Linked DNA regions of Homo sapiens: region 2 is linked to region 1. A link is a contact called in ENCODE Hi-C or POLR2A ChIA-PET data. All regions are on one chromosome and are shown on one strand. The core of a region is the stretch at or near the end of the contact, and the rest is flanking DNA. Distances in the headings are between cores, read along the strand shown.

What was found. Hi-C counts contacts between places; a loop is a spot of excess contacts on that map. ChIA-PET counts read pairs that join two places held with the same protein, here RNA polymerase II (POLR2A). Pooled maps may share reads with other maps.
Region 2: a pooled map shows a loop between it and region 1 (2.6-fold over the local background). The contact joins the enhancer-like site here to the promoter of EPHX1 in region 1. A Hi-C loop is called at or near these places in 1 of 50 pooled maps. POLR2A ChIA-PET finds 5 or more read pairs at or near these places in 2 of 52 experiments (K562 and activated T-cell).

The regions. Positions count from the first base shown.
Region 1 is chr1:225,808,412-225,811,497 of GRCh38, reverse strand. EPHX1 (epoxide hydrolase 1) reads right to left here and starts at 1,374. Exons shown (of 9, transcript NM_001136018.4): 1 at 1,329-1,374. RefSeq lists a silencer at 1,197-1,416.
Region 2 is chr1:226,027,593-226,030,711 of GRCh38, reverse strand. No RefSeq gene overlaps it. Among named protein-coding and RNA genes, the nearest start is that of SDE2, 30 kb to the right of the region's middle. RefSeq lists an enhancer at 465-514. Within about 2 kb of position 1,596, at least 8 of the 41 ENCODE cell types and tissues checked have a DNase peak (open chromatin) inside an H3K27ac peak, as active enhancers do.

The sequences.
Region 1 (3,086 bases), core at 125-2,624:
GGGCTGTCCTGGAAGCGGGCCTGCCAAGTGCATGGGTCCCCCTCACCTCCCACCTCCAGCCACAAGCTGAGCCCTCACAGAACTTCCAGGACAACGAGTGTTGCCTGTAGGGGCGGATCCAGGCTTTGCGGAACCTGAAGTTTAAACAATGGGAGGTGGGCTATGGAGGGGGCATTCAACTTTAAGAAAAAAAAGTCAAAATTAGGATTACAACATTGCTAGGCACCCCACCTCCAAGATCTCGGGAGCCGCCAGGGCAAGGAAGGAGCCAGAAGCTCAGAGAAAACCGACATCTGCCAGGGAGGGAGGCAGGCGGCCACTCGGTCTCCGCGGCGCTTTTGCTCAGGTTGACCACATTCCCTGGCTTCAACTACAAGGTGAACTCCCGGGCAAGTTTCCTGTTCTACAAGAGGAGAGGGCTGGCCTTCAATCCCGAGACCAGAGCGAGGGGGTGCCGGGCGGCGGCTGCGGCAGCAGATGGAGATGAAAGCGCATTTCAACTAAAAGGTGTGATCAGTGTCAGGCCTCTGAGCCGAAGCTAAGCCATCATATCCCCTGTGGCCTGCACCTACACATCCAGATGGCCGGTTCCTGCCTTAACTGATGTCATTCCACCACAAAAGTGAAAATGACCTGTTCCTGCCTTAACTGATGACATTGTCTTGTGAAATTCCTTCTCCTGGCTCATCCTGGCTCAAAAGCTCCCCTACTGAGCACCTTGTGACCCCCCCCACTCTGCCCGCCAGAGAACCCCCCTTTGACTGTAATTTTCCTTTACCTACCCAAATCCTATAAAACGGCCCCACCCCTATCTCCCTTGGCTGACTCTTTTCGGACTCAGCCCGCCTGCACCCAGGTGAAATAAACAGCCATGTTGCTCACACAAAGCCTGTTTGGTGGTCTCTTCACACGGACGCGCATGAAAATCAGTGTTCCGACTTGGGTGACAAATTAAGTGCATTTCACCGCCGAGCGAGCCACGGCCCTGGAAGCAGAGCTCGCCCAGGCCAGGGGACGCGGTGCGCTCTCGGGGTCGCGAGCCTCCCTCCCTGCGGCGTCCGCCCACAGTCTGGGACGCGGAATTCCCTGCGAGAAGTCCGCGGTCGCCTGCAGGCTCCTTCCCCCAGTAGGCGGCACGCGCAGTCTCCTGGCCGGGGCAGGAGCTGGGGGCGGACCAACTACAAGTCCCTCTGCACCCCTGCGGGCCGACCGCAGCCCCGACCCCTCGGCGCCCCGGCCCGCCGCCCACCCCGGCGGCCGAGCCCGCGCGGAGCCCGAACCGCGTCTGCGTCCGGGGAGTGCGGGCCCGGCCGGCCCCGGGCGCTTACGGTCTCGGCTCGCAGGCTCCGGCGGCGGCAGGCGCGCGATCTCTCCGGCTCCCTGGCTCTCCTCGGCTAGTTTTCAGCAGCCCCGGCGCAGTCTCCGCCCAAGCCCGGCCTCCGAGCGGGGCGTTCCCCGGCCTGGAGGACCCGGGAAAGTCTCTAGGCCTGCCTAAGGCTCCACCTCTGCCAGGGATAAAACGGGCTACTTAAAGGGCGGTCCGCGGCCCCGCGGCCAGAAATGGAGAGAAGCGTTTGGCAGCTCCTACAGCAGTTTGATCCCGTAACTTCGTCAGTTGAATCTAAAAACAAAAATCCAAACTTGCATGATGTATGTCCTTTTTTTTTTTGGAGACAGAGTCTCACTCTATCACCCAGGCTGGAGTGCAGTGGTGCGATCTCGGCTCACTGCAGCCTCAAGCGATCCTCCCACTTCGGCCTCCAGAATAGCTGGGACTACAGACTGCGCCACCACACCTGGCTAATTTTTTAAGTTTTGTAGATACGGGGGTCTCACTTTGTTGCCTAGGCTGATCTTGAACTCCTGGGCTCAAGCGATGCACCTACCTCCGCCTCCCAAAGTGGTGAGATTATGGGCGTGAGCCACTGCACCTGGCGGTGTATGTCTTTTTAATTTCATCTTTCTAGCAATTCATTCTTAGTATATTTAACAAACATATTGGTCCGTGACATGCTTGGAAATCTAAAAACAAATTAGTGTCTTTATACAGAGAATGTGAGAAGCAATGGTCTGAAGCACTCTTGGGGGTCTTCATGGTGAGGACCAGTATAGGATGCTGAGTTCAATGCCAGGGGAGCAACCTCTTAGTGAATCCCCTCCCGCTTTGGAGAGAGCTCAGGGCCCAGGCGGGTGGTTGCTGGGGCTCTTTTAGCTTCCGTGAGAGCGTTGATCCCCAGCCCCTCATCGTTAGAAAGCCTGTCCCATCGCCTCTGCCATCACCCCTCCTTAGCTTCTCTCTTCACCTGCTCAGAGGTGCAGTTCTTTCAACCACCAGCATCCTCACGATCTCGGTGGACAGACTACAGCTAGGAGGCCACATGCAGGGCCCGTGGCTGGAGTTCTAAGCTTCTGACTGTCACCTTGCACACTTCAGGATAAGGTTCACCACCACCCACCTTCCCTTGGCCTCCAACCTTTCTGCTCACCCTGGCCCAAGAATTCTGGCCGGCAGACGCACTCACCTCACTCCCACCTCCAAACTTTTGCTCTTGCAGTACTGCCGGACAGGGTGCCCTCCTCCATCCACATGTAGAGTCCTCTTGTCCTTTAATTCTACACCCTCCTATAAAAGCTTTCTCTTGCAACTGCAGTCTCTGACATCTCTGTATTCCTTTCAGAACCTGCAGTCTGGGAGAGTTCTTTCCCCTCCCCTCCAAATAGTTCACACAGAAGCTCTGCCTCTGGCCACTTCACCAGGGGACCCAAATTCGTTACTCTTAAAACTGCAGTGATGGTGAAACAGGTAGGAGTCAGGACTTAACGCCAGAGGTGGGGCTTGGACACCAGATTGAGGACCAAATTGAGGACTAGCTAAAACAGGGACTGGGTGGAAGATGAGCATAAGATATGCCCATCATATCAGTGTGCCATGTCAGTTTACCAGGGCACGCCCCTGGAGTTATCACCCCCCTTCCATGGCAATGACCCGAGGACCCAAAAGTTACTACCCTTTTCCTAGAAATGTCTGCATAAACTGCCCCTTAATCTGCATGTAACTAAAAGTGGGTATCAACATGACTGCAGAA
Region 2 (3,119 bases), core at 347-2,846, 220 kb before region 1:
TGCCATATTTATTTCAAATTTCGTTTTACGTTTAAAAGAAATCAAACATAAAACAGATGTGGTTAAAATCCACTTGAACAGTATTTCCCTTCTCCTCCACTTCTGTTCTCTCTCCCTCTTCAGAGGAACTAGCAACAAGAATTTCAATGTATTTCTTTCTCATTCATGTTTTTATGCTTTTAATAGATAAGGTGTATTTTCAAAACCATTGGTTGTTCCTATTGTTTTTTGGTTGTTGTTGAGACAGAGTCTCGCTCTGTCGCCCAGGCTGGAGTGCAGTGGCGCTATCTCAGTTCACTGCAACCTCTGCCTCTTGGGTTTGAGCGATTTTCCTGACTCAGCCTCCTGAGTAGCTGGGACTATGGGCACGCACCACCACGCCTGGCTAATTTTTGTATTTTTAGTAGAGACGGGGTTTCACCATGTTGCCCAGACTGGTCTTGAACTCTTGAGCTCAGGTGATCTGCCTGTCTCGGCCTCCCAAAGTGCTGGGAATACAGGCGTGAGCTACCGCACCTGGCCTATTCCTACAGTTTCTAAAAGCAGATATAATTAGTTTTAATTTAAACCACTTTGATTTCATTCAAGCCGAGAATATCTTGGTCCTCAGATGGTGGATTCAGAAGGGAACCAAAGAGGGTTTTCATTCTGTCTCATCGTGGAGAAACAGCAGCAAGAACAACCAGCTCATCTTTCTTCTTCTTCCACTTCCCCCCAAGTACCAGAGGGGAGCTGGGGCCAGCAATATCCATCAGAGAATATCAAAGCAGAAGCACATAATGTTTTGGCACCTGTGGGCTTACCTGGTGGCATCATAAGCATCTAACACCAGCCCTGAGAGTTGAACATTTTAAAAATAGGTAAAAATACAGTGGATGAACAGGTGGCCTCAAGTTTCTGTGCCGCCTGGTCCTGGAGACATGGTGCTGTGCTCAGGTTGGCTTCCAGCCTACTTCCAGTCTGCTCCCTGTCTGCTTGAGCCATGTGGCCCTGCTGCTGGAGGCTTGGCATCTGAAGATGTGAAGCTTTTGGTTAAGAGGCTCAAAGTGCCTCTCAGTTGTTACATGGAATTAATAAGGGTGAGTAAGTGCCCGCGGCCTTCTCTGGGACACTTTCCCCTCTTTGGTTTGTTACAGAAGATAAGGCTAAATAAATTTTATATTGATTGCTTCCAGACACAAAGGAGGACATCAAAGAGGAGTAAACTCCTTTCTTTCCAAGTGATAGCGCCAGCCAATCTGTCTAGTCTAGATTGAGAATTATACCTTGCCGTGACAAAGGGTCCAAAGAACATAGTCAACTCATCATCCTTGGCCAGGAATAAAGTTATTGCTTCTTAAGGGGCGGAGAACTCTCTGGCCTCATATCGTTAACATACTTGCCACCTCTAACTAGACCCAGTCAGGCCCAATGAGCTCCATTAGAGTGAAACTCAGAACCTGCTAATACCGAAGTGTCAATGGACAACAGTATTTGTTTATGTGTAAAACTGGTACTTTTTTTTTTTTTTGGTGGAAAATGAGGAAGTGAAAAGAACGTGACCTTTGGAGTCACACAGACCTGGGTTTCTCTCCTGGCACCGCCTCTGACCTGCTGTGTCACATGAGCTTTCTGAGCTTTAGTTTCCACTTCTATGACACAAGGAGAAAATTCCCATCTTATAGGGAGAATTTAGTGAAAGGACTGAGCATTTTTTCTGGGAGATGATTGGATCCCTTCATCTGATTTTTTTTTTTTTTTTTGAGACAGAGTCTTGCTCTGTTACCCAGGCTGGGGTGCAGTGGCCCGATCTCAGCTCACCACAACCTCCACCTCCCAGGTTCAAGTGATTCTTGTGCCTCAGCCTCCCAAGTAGCTGGGATTACAGGCACGCACCACCATGCCCGGCTAATTTTTGTATTTTTAGCATGGACGGGGTTTTGCCATGTTGGCCAGGCTGGTCTCGAACTCCTGACCTCAAGTGATCTGCCTGCCTTGGCCTTCCAAAGTGCTAGGATTATGGGCGTGAGCCACTGCACCCGATCCCTTCATCTGAATTTGGAGAGGGCAAAAGTTTGAACTCTGGGTTGTGCCTGGGAAAGGTGGATATGAGGTGAAGATCAGATTCGGGCAACCACAGGAGTTGACAGAGTCTGCTGGCCCTGCCATCATTTAGTGACTGGTAGAAGGCTGCTGCGGTGAGAGCTGGCTTTGCTTCGATCCTGTTAAGTAAACCACCAGGATGCTTCAGTGTTTGGAGCGGCCTTCTTTGGTCACCCACTGTGACCTGGGGCAGAAAGCTTCCAATCTCGTTCCCACGGGAGTGTTAGAGTGTTATCCATGTTAGGAAAGAGAGTGGTTTTCATTTTCAGAAGAACACGAACACATTGGCCTCCAGATGAATATGCAGCTTCAAAGCTTCTAAAATAGCTGGCTATCCCTTGTCCTGAGTTTTTGCTCAAGGTTTATGACACTGCTGTCGGATGTCTGTTGCCCCATATTGGCTAGACCGGAAAAGTGGAATCTCTTCTCCCTCTCCACATCTGAAAGAGCAACACTGTCTGCTGTCCTACAGAGCCTGTCATTGATCTATGATTTGGCCTCTCACCTTAGACTGTTCTCAATAGGTAGAACAGCGCTCCACCTTCGCCCATGTGTAACATTAGGCTGTATAAACACTACCAAAGGAAACATACATTATTCAGGGAATGTGAGTGTGTAGGTCCCACGCCCACAGTGTGTCATGGACTCACCAAAGAGATGTGTTGCAAATAATGAGTGGCATCTTGTTTCAAACAATGCAAAGCCAACAATAATAGGAAAAATGACACTTCTCTGGATTCTCCAGCTAAGAAAACACAAAGCAGTTTTGGTGGATGGAGTTCAAGCCAATGACTTTTCTACCTAAATTATTCTTTTAGTTCTTTCAAGCTGGTTTTGCAAGGTTTTAAGGAAGCCACCCAGTTGTGGGTGGAGCATTTTCTTCTGGGAGCTACTCCCAGGTACATGAAATATCATTCAGAAATGAGCAAGACATGTTCACAAGGCCAAGGGCTTCTTTGGGGCCATAGTTACACTTCACTATGTGCTGTTCACACATGGATTTTTGGTTTGACTTGTAAACCCTAGCCTGTTGTTGG